Regions from separate parts of the Homo sapiens genome. Here region 1 is linked to region 2. A link is an interaction called in ENCODE POLR2A ChIA-PET data of the cell type or tissue named here. Cell type or tissue: PC-9. All regions are shown on one strand. Each heading gives the region's core, and the rest is flanking DNA. Links, peaks and the distances in the headings are about the cores only.

Region 1 (7,855 bases), core at 1,569-6,568, 290 kb after region 2:
AGACAGTGTACTGTCGCAGCAGTGTGTGGTCAAGCCCAGCACACTGGGCTTTGTCTTGGGAGTGTAGAAAAGAGCTTGCTTGGCCGGGCGCGGTGGCTCATGCCTGTAATCCCAGCACTTTGGGAGGCCGAGGCAGGCAGATCACGAGGTCAGGAGATCGAGACCATCCTGGCTAACACGATGAAACCCCGTCTCTACTAAAAATACAAAAAAATTAGCCGGGTGTGGTGGCGGGCGCCTGTAGTCCCAACTACTCGGGAGGCTGAGGCGGGAGAATGGCGTGAACCCAGGAGGCGGAGCTTGCAGTGAGCCGAGATGGCGCCACTGCACTCCAGCCTGGGCGACAGAGCGAGACTCCGTCTCCAAAAAAAAAAAAAGAGCTTGGTTATGGCAGCCAAGAGCTTACTCAAGCTGACTTGGATGGAAGGACAATAGGAAGAGAGCTGGGAGAATGTGACACTGAGGGAGATAGTGTTGATACATTTAGTGTCCTTTTAAATCTTTCTTCCCTCTTATGTATGCAGAGAGAGTTCTAGTATAATGAGACTGTGCTGTGTACGCAGAAAGGTTGAGACTACTGAGCTAATAATGATAACTGTTTTGAGCTTATTTGGGGAAAATGAAGTGTCCTATAAAATCCAAATATTAAGTGATAGTAATAGCTGCTTGTTATTAAAGCATCTGTGATAAGTCAGAGACTGTGCTAAATATTTGATGCTTTTTATTCGACTCCTCGTAGCAGCCCCTTGAGATAGATGTTATTATCCCTGCTTTATAACTTAAGAAAATGGAGCTCTGGTTAAATAAGTGGAGGAGTCAGAGTTTGAACCCAGGTTAGCGCACCTTCCATTTTACCTGCACTGGGTAAGCTTCCAGTGCCTAAAGCCCTCAGTGACTGTCTGAGAAGACAGCCCGTTTGCCAGCAGCTCAGTCTTCTGTGTAGTTCTTCTCTCACTTCATGTGCTTAGCTGGTGGATTTTTGTTATGTGAGTGAATTTGACCCCATTCCATTTGTGAATTGCTATGTATGTGCAATGAGCCAAGAATTATAATATTAAACTTCTTAGGTTAGTTTCTCCTACCACTAATAGAAGGCAGCTAATGACTGGTAGTCCCCCCCCACCGCCCCCTTTTTTTTTTTTGAGACAGTCTCACTCTGTCATCCAGGCTGGAGTGCAGTGGTCTAATCTTGGCTCACTGCAACCTTTGCCTCCCAAGTCCAAGTGATCCTCCTGCCCCAGCCTCCCAAGCAGCTGGGATTACAAGCGGGCGCCACCACGCCTGGCTAATTTTTGTATTTTCAGTAGAGATGAGGTTTCACCATATTGGCCAGGCTCAAACTTCTGACTTCAAGTGATCCTCCCACCTCAGCCCCCCAAAGTGCTGGGATTACAGGTGCGAGCCATCGAGCTCAGCCATGATTGGTAGTCTTATTCTTGTTTTCTTTTTTTTTTTTTTCTGTATTAGTAGAGAAATTGCTTGTGGTGCCTGAAGGTACTTTTTGCTTACCTTTTGGATCTGATTTTTGTTTTGATCAGTGGTCACAAATTCAAGATGCGGTTAGAAGCCAGCTTGGTTTTGTAAGTCGGCTGGCTCAGTGAGACCGCAGGGGAAGGGGTAGCAGAAGAGCACAGGCTCCTGCCACAGTGGCCCCTGCTCGTTGCTCCAGAGAATGGGTTCTTATTGTACTGGAACGTGGCCTACAAGCTCTGGATCTTGTGGCTTTTTTTTTCTTCTCTTTTTTTAAATAAGAGAAGCTGGAAATTCATGTTTTTACGCGGAATTCATTGGCAACTGATTCAAATTTAAAAACAAAAGTAAAACAAAACACTGTGTTAGCCATGTATAACATGTGGGTTAATATAAGTCTGTAGACCCCCAGTTGGTGAGGTGAAGCTAGCTCAGTTAAGTGTTACTGTATTTCTTATTTTCTAAAATTCAGTTTATAAGAAAAACTAAATTGAGGTATCATTACTCTATTTTTTTTATGACTGAAAGCAGTTTAATATGAAGTCGGTGCAGAAGTTCTGACATTTAGTTAAAATAGCAGAACTGTCAGTATAAAACAACCGTTTTTAAAGTGAGGAAGAAAAGAGCAAATACATCAAAACAGTATGTCCTCTTTTTTATTTTTTTTGAGACGAGGTTTTGCTTTGTCACCCAGGCTGGAGTGCTGTGGCGCAATCTTGGCTCACTGCAGCCTCCGCCTCCTGGATGGGTTCAAGTGATCCTCAGCCTTCTGAGTAGCTGGGACCACAGGTGCACACTGCCACACCCAGCTAATTTTTTGTATTTTTGGCAGAGATGGGGTTTCACCATGTTGCCCAGGCTGGTCTCAAACTCCTCAGCTCAAGTGATCTGCCTGCCTCGGCCTCCCAAAGTGCTGGGATTACAGGTGTGAGCCAGCGTGCCCTGCCCTAGGATATACTTTTTATTTGGTTGTAAAAAGTATGTGGTAGTTAAAAAAATAGATTTGGGACTTAATTCTGAGTTAGGTTACTGGCCCTGCCATCTACTAGCCTAATGATTTTATGCAAGTTTTAACTCTGAGCCTCTGTTTCCTCATCTACCAAATGGACATGTTTGAGGCTACTTGCCTCATAGAGTTGTAAGAACTTGAGGTGATGTATGAAGCTCTTAGTGTAGTACTGGAGACAAGGTCAAGTGCTTGCAGTCTCTGAAATCCTTGGTGAAACAGGCACCCTTTACCACGGTGTCAGTGCTAATGGAAATGATAGGCTGGAGTTTGAGAATGTAGCTGAACCTCCATTGCCTGTGTCAGTGCTAATGGAAATGATAGGGTGGAAGTGGAGAAGGTAGCTGTATCTCCATTGCTTGTATCTGGTATTGTTATCCTCATGCTGCTTTGTCACATCCTCCTCGCTTGTACTTTCTTCAGTCTCAAGATATCTATGCCTCTATGACTTTTATAGTGAGGTATAGTTTACGAAGTCACTTCCATACATATCTTATTTGACATGACACGATAGCTTAAAATGGAGGTGGGGAACAGGTTAGGTGAAGGTCCTACAGATATTATTGGCAACAGTACTTTCTTTCTTTTTATTTTATTTATTTTTTGAGACAGAGTCTCACTCTGTCACCCATGCTGGAGTGCAGTGGCACGATCTCAGCTCACTGAAAACTCTGCCTCCCGGGTTCAAGCGATTCTCTTGCCTCAGCTTCTCTAGTAGCTGGGACTACAGGCATGCACCACCACACCCGGCAAATTTTTGTATTTTTAGTAGAGATGGGGTTTCATCATGTTGGCCAGGCTGGTCTCAAACTGACCTAAGGGTATCTGCCCACCTTGGCCTCCCATCGTGCTGAGATTACAGGCATAAGCCACCGTGCCTGGCCTCTTTTTTTTTTTTTTTTTTTTTTTTTTTAAATTTTTTTGAGACAGGGTCTTGCTCTGTTGCCCAGGCTGGAGTGCAGTGGCATGATCTTGGCTCATTTGGCCTCGTGGGCCCAAACTGTCCTCCCACCTCAGCCTCTTGAGTAGCTGGGACCATAGGCTTGCACCACCACACCCGGCTAATTTTTTTTTTTTTTTTTTGGTAGAGATGGGTTTTCACCATGTTGCCCAGGCCGGCCTTAAAATACGGGGCTCAAGTGATCCTTCTGCATTAGCCTCCTGAGTAGCTAGCATCACAGGCACCTGCTATTACTCCTGGCTATTTATTTATTATTTATTTTGAGACAGAGTCTCGCTCTTTCGCCCAAGCTAGAGTGCGGTGGCGTGATCTCGGCTCACTATAAGCTCCGCCTCCCAGGTTCAAGTTATTCTCCTGCCTCAGCCTCCCACGTAGCTGGGATTACAGGCATGTGTCACCATGCTTGGCTACTTTTTGTATTTTTTGTAGAGATGAGGTTTCGCCATGTTGGCCAGGAGGGCCTCAAACTCCAGACCTCAGGTGAACCACCTGCCTTGACCCCCCAAAGTGCTGGGATTACAGGCGTGAGCCACCGCGCCTAGCCAAAAAGAAAAAGTTGAAAGGATATATATTTGCCCTTATTTATGAAAGACTTGAAAGAAATTCACGAAAGTATAAAAAAGTCAGTGCCAGTGGGATTGTGGGTAACAATTTTTTTTTCTTTTTTTCTTTTTTTTGGAGATAGCCTTGCTTTGTCTCCCAGGCTGGAGTGCAGTGGTGTAATCATAGCTCACAGTAGCCTCAAACATCTGGGCTCAGGGGATCCTCCATCTCAGCATCCCCAGTAGCTGTGGCTACAGTTGCATGCCACCACGCCTGGCCAAATTTTAAAATGTTTTGTAGAGGTGGGGGTCTTTCTGTGTTGCCCAGGCTGGTCTTGAACTCCTGTCCTCAAGTGACCCTCCCACCTCAGCCTCCCAAAGTGTTGGGATTATAGATGAGAGTCACCAGGCCCAGTCCTAACTTTTTTTTTTTCTTTTTTTTTTTTTTTTTTGAGACAGAGTCACACTCTGTGGCGCAGGCTGGAGTGCAGTGATGCAGTCCCAGCCCACTGCAGCCTCGACATCCTGGGCTAAAGCAATCGTCCCACTTCAGCCTCCTGAATAGCTAGGATGCCACCACAACTGGCTAATTTTTTTTTTTTTTTTTGCTAGAGATGGGGTTTCTCTGTTGCCTAGGGTGGTTTCAAACTCCTGGGCTCAAGCAGTCTGCCTGCCTCAGTCTCCCAAAATGTTGGGATTATAGGCGAGAGCCACCTCGCCTGGCCCCTCACCCTTTTTTTTTCTATCAAATGTTACTGAATATAGCTTTTTACATTTAATGTTGTATCATGATTACTTTCCCTTGTTAGGAAATGATAATGTGAAAATGGCTCTCATATCAGATCTAGTTTGAAGCCCCAGCTTTATTAGCTATAGTCTGCTTGGCCTCAGGTAGTCATTTCTCCTCTGAACTGGTGTCTTCATCGCTACCGTGGGGCTGCTTCTCTTAACCACACTGAGCTGAGCGAGGGTCAGAAATCATAGGTAAAGCCCTTGGCACATAACCTAGTTCTTGGAAGACTCTGAAAACTGGGAGTTGTGATGCTGTTGTTATTATCATTATTATTATTATTACTATTTTTGTTTTGTTTTGTTTTTTGCGATAAAGTCTTGCTCTTGTCCCCCAGGCTGGAGTGCAATGGTGCAATCTCCGCTTACTGCAACCTCTGCCTCCCAGGTTCAGGCGATTCTCCTGCCTCAGCCTCCCAAGTAGCTGGGATTAACAGATGCCTGCCAGCAAGCCTGGCTTATTTTTGTACTTTTAGTAGAGACGGGGTTTCACCATGTTGGCCAGGCTGGTCTCAAACTCCTGACCTCAGGTGATCCGTCCGCCGCGGCCTCCCAAAGTGCTGGGATTACAGGCGTAATCCAGCCTTATTATTATTATTTTTGAGACAGTCTTGCTCTGTTTCCCAGACTGGAGTGCAGTGGTACAACCCGGCTCCCTGCAGCCTCTGCCTCCTCGGTTCAAGCACTTCTGCCTCAGCCTACCAAGTAGCTGGGATTACAGGCACACACCACCACACCTGGCTAATTTTTGTATTTAGTAGATATGGGGTTTCACCATGTTGGCCAGGCTGATCTTGAACTCTTTCTATTTATTTATTTTTTTATTTATTTAATTTTTTTTTTTTTTTGAGATGGAGTCTCGCTGTCGCCCAGGCTGGAGTGCAGTGGCGTGATCTCGGCTCACTGCAGGCTCCGCCCCCTGGGGTTCACGCCATTCTCCTGCCTCAGCCTCCCGAGTAGCTGGGACTACAGGCGCGTGCCACCTCGCCCAGCTAATTTTTTGTGTTTTTAGTACAGATGAGGTTTCACCGTGTTAGCCAGGATGGTCTCAATCTCCTGACCTTGTGATCTGCCTGCCTCGGCCTCCCAAAGTGCCGGGATTACAGGTGTGAGCCACCGCGCCCGGCCTTGATCTCGAACTCTTGACCTCAGGTGATCTGCCTGCTTTGGCCTCCCAAAGTGCTGGGATTACTGCCATGAGCCATCGTGCCCAGCCGATGCTGTTTTTATTGTTTAAAATAGTCTTCAAAAACCTGTTTTTCATGGCATTGTATCATCAAATGAAATGATGATGCAAAGGTTTAAAAAAAAGGAATGTACTATTTATGTTGGGGGGGGAACTGCTATCAGGTTGCAATCGAAACATTTTCTGGAAAAAAAAAACAAAACAACAAGAAAACCTGTATTGTGGTGGCCTAAGTATAAATGAAAGCCTAGCAGGTTTCCATTCTGCTGCAAAGCAGCTTCATGCTGGACCAATTAGAAAAGACATACTTTTAAAATTAAAACTTTATTGAAATGTAATATACATGGCTAAAAATTACTCATTATAAGCAAACAACTCAGCGCATTTCCAGAACGTAGACACACTCATGCAGCCCGCAGGAAATGAGGCAGAACCATTACCAAGCCCCTCCAGAAGCACCCTAAGCCTCACCTTCCCTCAAGTCCCAGGAAAGCCCCTTTCTCCTGAGAGTGGTCACTGTCTTCACCTCCGTCACCACAGATGATTTCCCCCTGCATTCCAGTTTGTTTTACATGAATATGGCTGTGATTCATATACGTTGTTTTATGTGGCAGAAATTGTGTGTTCATTTTCCCTCATCCTCTCCCTCTGCAGTCCTGCTCCACTGAGGATTCTGCCAGAGAATGAAGCCCTAATGTGCTAAGGCATCCATTTATGTAGTTGAGTTAATGTCTCCTGTGCCTCTAGGAGGGTAGTCATCATATACTGTCCTTGAGAGAATTGAGAAAATAGATACTGAAGACATTTTCCGTGGGTTTAATTCTCTCAGAGAATTCCAAGAAAGGCTGGGAGCCTTAGCTTTTCTGGCTTTTACCATTGACCCACTCTTGTAGATTCCAGGAGATGACCTCTGTTATCTTATCTGGCTTTTCTAATTGTTCTCTGTGAGAATGTTGGTTTGCTGCAAGCCACTCCAGCCCACCAGGAAGTGGAAATCCAGCAAACATGTTTTCACCACATAGCCAAGCTCCTAAGAAAATAAGGGAAATTCCCAGGGGCCCAAAAAAGGGAAGAAGGAGCTGAAACTCCATTGGGGAAAGAACAGGGAAGCCAGGGCTTCCCTGTGACGTTGCAGAAACTTGAAGCCCAGAGGCCTGGGTTTTTTGTTTGTTTTGTTTGTTTGTTGTTGTTGTTTTTGAGACAGAGTCTCACTGTGTCACCCAGGCTGGAGTGCCATGGCACGATCTCGGCTCACTGCAACCTCTGCTTCCCGGGTTCAAGTGATTCTCCTGCCTCAGCCTCCCAAGTAGCTGGGATTACAGGCATGTGCCACAATGCCCGGCTAATTTTTTTGTATTTTTAGTAGAGACAGGGTTTCCCATTTTGGCCAGGCTGGTCTCGAACTCCTGACCCCAAGTGATCCTCCTGCCTCGGCCTCCCAAAGTGCTGGGATTACAGGCGTGAGCCACCACGCCCGGCCGAGTCCTGGGTTTTTAACAGATGTTGAGGGGAAACAGGGACCATAGCCTTAGGCCTGAGCAGGGAGGTGAGTTGGAACTGTGTCCCTCTGCTTCTCAGCCCATAATCTAGGGCTGTCAAAAAGCTATGAATGCAAGAGTGGGCAGGAAAGAAAATCCTGCTAGTGATAGTGCAGTGTGGTGTAGTTCTGTGGGGGAGAGGAGGGGATTTAGTTTATGCTGTTTCTGCCAAAGATCTGCTCCACAGCCTGTCCTCACAGGCCTTTGGTGTTTGCCATTAGACTACCCGGGATGTCCAGGAAACCCCAAATCTAGAAATAAAAAGTTACCCTTCACACCAAGAATCAAATTGCAGACTTACGGAAGGTGTTGCAATTTAGCCAAATCTCAATATAAAAATTGTTACACAACATAAAGTGTGTT
Region 2 (7,855 bases), core at 1,283-6,282:
TCTTCCTTCTCTAAAATGGACATGATAATAGACCTTCCTCCTAGGATTACTGAGATAGTCCAGGTAGGAAATCATACCTGGTGTTACATGTAAGCTATCACTGCTATTGGTATTGCTGTTGTTATTTCAACAACTGAGACTCAACCAGGCCAGGCTAATCCCAGAGGCAAAGCTTTTATGCAGAGGACAAGCTTTTAACCAGTCCCACCAGCTAAAAGGGGTAGAAAGTGAGTAAACCAACCACATTTACTCTGAGACAGTCAACAAATACACAGCAGCCGCTTAGGACACACAAGGAAGTTAACTCATCCCCCTCATGACCTTGGGTCGCCAGGGTTAGATGTGCTTCTGCCAACATAGCCCGAGGAGGAGGGAGTGTTTTGTGGGAGCCGCTTAACACCCTGTCCTCCGCACCCGGTGAGGTCAGCACCCACTTTCCCACAACTATTGGGTAAACATACACCCAGCAAACCCTGCCTGAGGCCCAGGGCCAGGGACTCACGTGTGAAGGTCTGCAGCCTTCCACTGACTATTAGTGCAATGGGGTAGAGACTGGTAGAGAAAGCATTGTCTCAGGCTGGGTGCAGTGGCTCATGCCTGTAATCTCAGCACTTTGGGAGATCGAGGCAGGAGGATCACTTGAGCCTTAGGAGTCTGAGACCAGCCTGGGCAATACAGGGAGATCTTGTCTCTACAAAAAGTTAAAAAAAAAAAAAATAGCCAGGCATGGTGGTGTATGTCTGTGGTCCTAGCTACTTAGGAGGCTGAGGAGGGAGGATCACTTGAGGCTGGGAGGTCGAGGCTGCAGTGAGCCATGATCATGCCACTGCACTCCAACCTAGGTGCAAGAAAGAAAGAAAAGAAAGAGAGAAAGAGAGACAGAGAGAAAGAAAGAAAGGAAGAAAAAAGAAAGAAAGAAAGAAACAAAGAAACAAACAAACAAAGAAGGAAGGAAAGAAACAAAGAAAGAAAGAAACCAACAAAGAAAGAAAGAAAGAAGGAAGGAAGGAAAGAAAGAAAGAAACAAAGAAAGAAAGAAAGAAAGAAAGAAAGAAAGAAAGAAAGAAAGGAAGGAAGGAAGGGGAGAGAGAAGGAAGGGAGGGAGGGAGGGAGGGAGGGAGGAAGGAAGAAAGGGAGGGAAGGATGGGTTTGTCTCTCAACGTAAGAACCAAAATGAAGACATGTGTGTCTACCAGGTGAGGAGAGAAGTACGGAGAAGAAAGGGGAGGGTTGGTGGGTCCCCCAGGAGCCTGGTTGGCTGGTTGGAAACCAGAGGGTGTACTGGACAAGGCCCAGAATGCGGACCTGCCTGGGCCCCAATAAGGGGTCCCTCCCCATCCACAGGTAGACGCATCGCCCCGAGGTAGACACATGTCCCCTAGGGAAGAAGCCTTCGGCTACTCCTCACGTGCAAGTCACATGCTCCTCTCCCTGCTGGCACCACCATGGCCACAGCTGATGGGCAGGGGTGAGCACCTGGCTGCAAGCAGCCAATGGCGAGGCCAGCCAGCAGCCAATGAAATCAACAGCCCGATGTGGGCCTGGGCTGAGACCCACCCCCCAGAGGAGGCTGGGCTCGTGGCCAAGGACTCGGCTGCCAGCAGCAGGAGCGGCCACAAGAATGTGTACCCCTGGGGATGACAAGAAGCCCCTACAGTGAAATCCACTTCGGCTCTTCACGGGCCCTGGGGTCTTCACCTGGGTCCTGTGCCCACGAGGTCTTGGGCCCCAGCATCCTCACAGTAAACCCCTTTATCCCGGGGTCCTCAGTGCACGTCTGGCCCAGCAACGGCAATGAAACCAACAAACTGCCACACACTAGAGCTGGGTCCTGCGGCTCTGCCACCTGCTCTGTCAAACGCTGGGGTCCCCAGAAGCCACGGCCCCTGCCAAAGGTCATTTTGGGTCTCATTTGTCATCTGGGTACTTAGGGTAAAACGATATTTTCTGTGCAAGCCCCTCATTGCTTCCCTGTCTCTCCCATCCCCTAACTCCACCACCATGAAGGCCTCCCTGCTCTCACCCACTCCAAGAGCTGGATTTTCCCTGGCACAGAGAGCATAGCACCGACCCAGACAAGCCCTTTGCCACATGCGTCCTGCCAGGCATGATTCTGGCCACAAGGATGCATCAACTGCCACTGGAGCTGTGGGTGTGTTGTCACTGTGAAGCACATTGCAGCAGCAGCTGAGAGGAGAGACCAACCAGCACCCTGGGGAGGGGGCTGCATGCAGAGGTTGGGAAGTCACACTTTGGCTTCAAGCCAAGCAGAAGATCTGGCCCAAGAAAACAGGCTCATACCTCCTGGACAGGGTGGCCAAGAGACAGAGCTTCAGCTCAGGCTGGGACGCCAGTTGGGCAATAAAATTAATGACAATAATTATTATTATATAACAATGTTGATGACATTACTGGCCAACTTTACCTGCCAGACACTATGCTTGGTGCTTTATGTAGATCAGTTCATTGCCCTCATGTAGCAATCCTAGGAGGTGGGTCTATTATTATCTCTATTTTATTTTATTTTATTTTATATTTTTTAGAGGCAGAGTCTTGCTCTGTCACCCAGGCTGGAGTGCAATGGTGTGATCTTGGCTCACTGCAACCTCTGGCTCCCAGTCTCAAGCAATTCTCCTGCCTCAGCCTCCCGAGTAGCTGGGACTTCAGGTGCGTGCCACCACACCTGGCTAATTTTTTTTGTATTTTTTAGTAGAGACAGGGTTTCACCATGTTTGCCAGGCTGGTTTTGAACTCCTGACCTCAGGTGATCCACCTGCCTTGGCCTCCCAAAGTGCTGGGATTACAGGCATGAGCTACCTCGCCCGGCCTAATATCCCCATTTTAGAGATGAGAAAATTGAGGTTCAGAGGAGTGACATGACTTAACCAATGTCTGTGCTAAACTACAGTAAGATAGATAGATAGATAGATAGATAGATAGATAGATAGATAGATAGATAGATAGATAGATACCTATGTCTAACTACCTACCTACCTACCTATTGACCTATCTACCTACCTACCAACCTGCCTATCTCTCTATCTATGTGATATATATGAAAAAGACTCTTCAGAGAACTGACTCTGCTGATGCCCAGAATAGGGTGCGGGAGACTCATCAAGCTGATCTCCCATGCTGGGCCCAGCTGGATGTTCTGACTTTACCCAGAGTATCCAGATTTCAATTAACTATCTCGGAACCACAGTAAAGGAGCGTGTGCGCTATAGTTGATTGCTCAGCCCGAGCACAGGGCTGGGTAATCTTACTCCCAGAGGGTTCTGAGGTTGGAGCCTGGAATGGACCAGCTCTCTCCCTTGCCATTCAGCCCCACCCCCACCCCTGGAGCCAGGGACTCAAGCAGCCCAGCTTGACAGTCCTGGGAGGCCTGACCCCCGGCTGGGATCTCGTCATCAGCAATGCACCCAGGCTCTGGGGACAGCATGGTCTAGGGCCTCTGAATTGGCCATTATCCTAGCGGGAAGAAATGCTTCTCCCTCCAGGCTGAAAGCTGTCTTTGCTCCCAGTGATCACTTGCTCCCCAGCTCTGCACAGATTGACCCGCACACCTAGGCAGGCAAACACAGCAGTCCTAAGACCAAGAGCCAGGGTGAGGCCCTGGCAGAACAGCCATTGGAATGGGATGCCGGAGTGTCCCCAGATGGCGCCCGGGGGTGGGGTGGACCTCTTGCCACAGCAGAGTCTCCAACTGGAGCCTGGGGTTCACCCAAGACAGCCGTGGCCCTCCCTCTCACCACTTACCCCGTCCCCAGGCGCCTCTGCCTGAGCTCATCAGGCAATGACCGCAGTGACGTCACCCGGGAGGCCACGGCCAGCTTGAAATCCAGGGAGCTCCAGGATCCTGCCTGCTCCTCCCTCTCTCTCTAGCATGACTCAGGCAGGGACTGGCCCTGGGCTGCGGAAAGGCTCTCCACTTTTACACAATTGCTTTCCTCACTCAAACCACAGGCCCTGTGGGGGCCCCCTCCTCTGTCTCTCAACCCTCTGCGGTTAGGGTTCAGATGCTGGGCAGATGAAGACCCTGTTTGCTGCGAGAAGCCAAGACCAAGCCTCAGGAAATTGCCACAGTGAAGGGAAGCTTCCTCCGGAGACACCCTCTGCCTTGCACTACTGGGTCCCGTCAGAGCTTCTTCATCCTCCCTCCTCCCTCCTCCTCTTCCCATCTCCTCCTCCCCTTTCCTCTTCTCTAACCAAGAAAGTGACTTGATAACTAAATTCAACTTGTTAGTGACAGGACCTATGATTTTTCCAAAGGGTTGCTATATTTCTGAAAAACAAAGTCTGGTAGTAGAACATGTGTTCATTCATTCATTCATTCACGGAGGCGTGGAAGAGCAGTTAAAATCACGGTCAGACACCCTGTGGGTGTGTCCCAGCTCCTCTGCCATTCGCCACCTTTGCAACCATGGCCCAGTGACTTCCAGTCACTCCCCCATCCCCTCATGTGGGCTATGTTCTGGCTTGTTAAGATGAGGCTTGCTGGGGGCTCCCGGCAGTTAGGACCCGCCCAGGGCAAGGTGATGATTAGGAGAAAGGCTGAGGCTGGGCGAGGTGGCTCACGCCTGTAATCCCAGCACTTTCGGAGGCCTAGGCGGGAGGATCACATGAGGTCAGAGGTTCGAGACCAGCTTGGCCAACATGGTGAAACCCCATCTGTACTAAAAATACAAAAAATTAGCTGGGCGTGGTGGCCGGCACCTGCAATCCCAGCTACTCGGGAGGCTGAGGCAGGAGAATCGCTTGAACCTGGGAGGCGGAGGTTGCAGTGAGCTGAGATCGTGCCACTGCCCTCCAGCCTGGGTGACAGAGCAAGAATCTGTCTCAAAAAAAAAAAAAAGAAAAGAAAAGAAAAAAGAAAGAGGATGTCTCCAAAGGAGATGGGAGGGTTCTAGAAACCCAAATAGTAGAGTAGTAGAGACAGGCCCCAGGGGTGGAGAGGCCCAGGAAGGCAGATTTCTCCTTAATCACAAGGAAAGAAAGAACATTTTCTAGCAACAGAGAGGCTCTGGGGACATGGGATGCACAGCCTCAGGCCCACCTATCACTGAACATGTTCCAGCGTCCTGCAGAGGAGGGAGGCAGGCCTTGGAAAGTTCAGATTCCCCAAAGAGGAATGCATGGAAGCTTCTTTCCCTGCTGTCTACCTTAGTCAGCTCAGGCTGCCATAATAAAATGCCATTGCCAGGTGTGATGACTCACACCTGTAATCTCAGCACTTTGGAAGCCTGAGGCAGAAGGATCACTTGAACCCAGGAGTTCAGGACCAGCCTGGACAACATAGCAAGACCCCATCTCTAAAAAAAAAAAAAAAATAGCTAAGCGTGGTGGCATGCACCTGTAGTCCCAGCCACTTGGGATGCTGAAGCAGGAGGATGCCCTGAGCCCAGCCGTTTGAGGCTGCAGGGAGCCATGATGGTACCACTGCACTCCAGCCCAGGTGACAAAACAAGACCTTGGCTCTAAAATAAATAAATAAATAAATAAAATGCCACAGATTGGGTGCTTAAACAACAGGAATTTATTTCTTATGTTTGTGGAGACTGGGAAGTCCAAGATCCAGGTGCCTTCTCACTGTGTCCTTACATGGTGAGAGAGAGTAGAAGGAAGTTCCCTGGTGTCTCTTTTTATAAGGGTACTGATCCAATCTTGAGGGCCCCACCCTCATGACCTTATCAAACCCTAATCACCTCCGAAAGGCCCCAATCTCCAACGCCATCACATTGGGGATTTGGAGTTTGACGCACAAATTCTAGGGGGACACAATTCGGTCCTTAGCAAAAGGCCCCAATGGGTGTCTGCCCTGCCTCTCAGAACTGCACCCCACACCAGCAAAAGGGGGTGGCAACCTCCATGCTAGATTCCAATAGTATGTATGTATACATGTATGTATGTATGTATGTATGTATGTATGTATGTATGTATGTATTTATTTATTGAGATGGAGTTTTGCTCTTGTCGCCCGGCTGGAGTGCAGTGGTGCGATCTCAGCTCACTGCAACCTCCACCTCCTGGGTTCAAGCAGTTCGCCTGCTTCAGCCTCCCAAGTAGCTGGGATTACAGGCGCCTGCCACCAGGCGCCAGGGAAAAGACAAAGAAAGAAAAAGAAAGAAGAAAGAAAGAAAAAAGAGAGAGAGAGGGAGAGAGGAAGGAAAGAAGGAAGGAAGAAAGAAAGGAAGGAAGGAAAGAAGGGAAGGAGAGAGGGAAGGAAAAGAGACAGACAGAAAGAAAGAAAGAAAGAAAGAAAGAAAGGAAAAAGAGAGAGAAGGAGGGAGGGAGGGAAGGAAAAGACAGAGAAAGAAGAAAGAAAGAAAGAGGGAGAGAGGAAGGAAAGAAGGGAAGGAGGAGGGAGGGAAGGAGGGAGGGAGGGAAGGAAAAGACAGAAAGAAAGAGAAAGAAAGAAGAAAGAAAGAGGAAAGAAAGAAAGAAAAGAGAAAGAAAGAAAGAGAAAGAAAGGAAGGAAGAAAGAAAGAAAGGAAAGAAGGAAGGCAGGGGAGGGAGGAAGGAGGAAGGAAGGATTGATTGATTTTAAAAATGATTATTTAGGATCAGGCGCGGTGGCCTGTAATCCCAGCACTTTGGGATGCTGAGGCGGGCGGATCACCTGAGGTCAGGAATTCGAGACCAGCCTGGACAATATGGCGAAATCCCATCTCTACTAAAAACACAAAAATTGGCTGAGCGTGGTGGCCCATGCCTGTAATCCCAGCTGCTCAGGAGGCTGAGGAGTGAGAATCTCGAACCCAGGAGGCAGAAGTTGCAGTGAGCTGAGATTGCACCATTGCACTCCAGCCTGGAGGACACCACCTCTCTCCATAAAATGTGGGCAGTGGCACCTAGCAGAACGTTCTGAGGATTAAATGAGATTCAGGGTGCACTGCACTTTCCCCAGGCGCCTGGCCTGTGCAAGTTTTCACATGGGCTAGCAATGTTCATTAACCTGGATTCAATTCAGTCTGGGTTCTGGCTTCCCAAGACAACGAAATGCAAGGTTTAATCCTTGATTAGATCTTGAATTTAAAAAACAAAACAGGTTGGGCGTGGTGGCTCACGCCTGTAATCCCAGCACTTTGGGAGGCCTAGGCACGTGGATTACCTGAAGTCAGGAGTTGGAGACCAGCCTGGCCAACATGGCGAAACCCTGTCTCTACTAAAAATACAAAAATTAGCTAGGCATGGTGGCAGGTGCCTGTAATCCCAGCTACTCGAGAGGCTGAGGCAGGAGAATTGTTTGAACCTGGGAGGCGGAGGTTGCAGTGAGCTGAGATTGCGCCACTGCACTCCAGTCTGGGTGACAGAATGAGATCCCATCTCGAAAAAGAAATGAAAAGCAAAGCAAGACGGTATGGGTATTGTGGTTTTGGAAGAGCTCTCCTTAATCTTAGGAGATACATGATGAAGGGTGTAGGGGTGACATTTAAAAATGTCTGCAAAGTGCTTTGAAATAGGTCAGTTAAAAAAAACAAAAAAGAGAGGCCAGGTGTGGTGTGGCTCACACCTGTAATACGAGCACTTTGGGAGGCCAAGGTGGGAGGATCACTTGAGCCCAAGAGTTTAAGACCAGCCTGGTCAACATAATGAGACCAAACTCTAGAAAAAATGCAAAAATTAGTTGGGTGTGGTGTTGCATGCCTGTAGTCTCAGCTACTTGGGAGGCTGAGGTGGGAGGAACGCTTGAGCCTAGGAGGTTGAGGCTGCAGTGTACAAAGATTCCGCCACTGTACCCCAGCCTAGACAACAGAGCAGGACGCTGTCTCAGAAAGAGAGATCATATTGGGATGATGAAAATATTTTAAAACTGACTTATGTTGGTGGTTACACCATAGTAGGTTGGTAAATT

The links. Peaks named below come from ENCODE experiments on the same cell type or tissue, not always from the same donor. Only the 100,000 strongest peaks of a DNase experiment are listed, where the experiment ranks them.
Region 1: POLR2A ChIA-PET joins it to region 2 with 21 read pairs; 6 of 35 experiments call an interaction of 5 or more read pairs at or near these places.

The regions. Positions count from the first base shown.
Region 1 is chr9:130,066,623-130,074,477 of GRCh38, forward strand. The region is part of intron 1 of GPR107 (G protein-coupled receptor 107); the gene reads left to right. Among named protein-coding and RNA genes, the nearest start is that of GPR107, 17 kb to the left of the region's middle. In PC-9, for the core only: no CTCF peak of the experiment used is centred there; no DNase peak of the experiment used is centred there; H3K27ac peaks cover 782 bases.
Region 2 is chr9:129,773,460-129,781,314 of GRCh38, forward strand. No RefSeq gene overlaps it. Among named protein-coding and RNA genes, the nearest start is that of PTGES, 24 kb to the left of the region's middle. RefSeq lists enhancers at 1,607-2,173, 3,565-4,080, 3,711-4,005. In PC-9, for the core only: no CTCF peak of the experiment used is centred there; DNase peaks (open chromatin) are centred at 3,872 and 5,212; H3K4me3 peaks cover 373 bases; H3K27ac peaks cover 2,753 bases.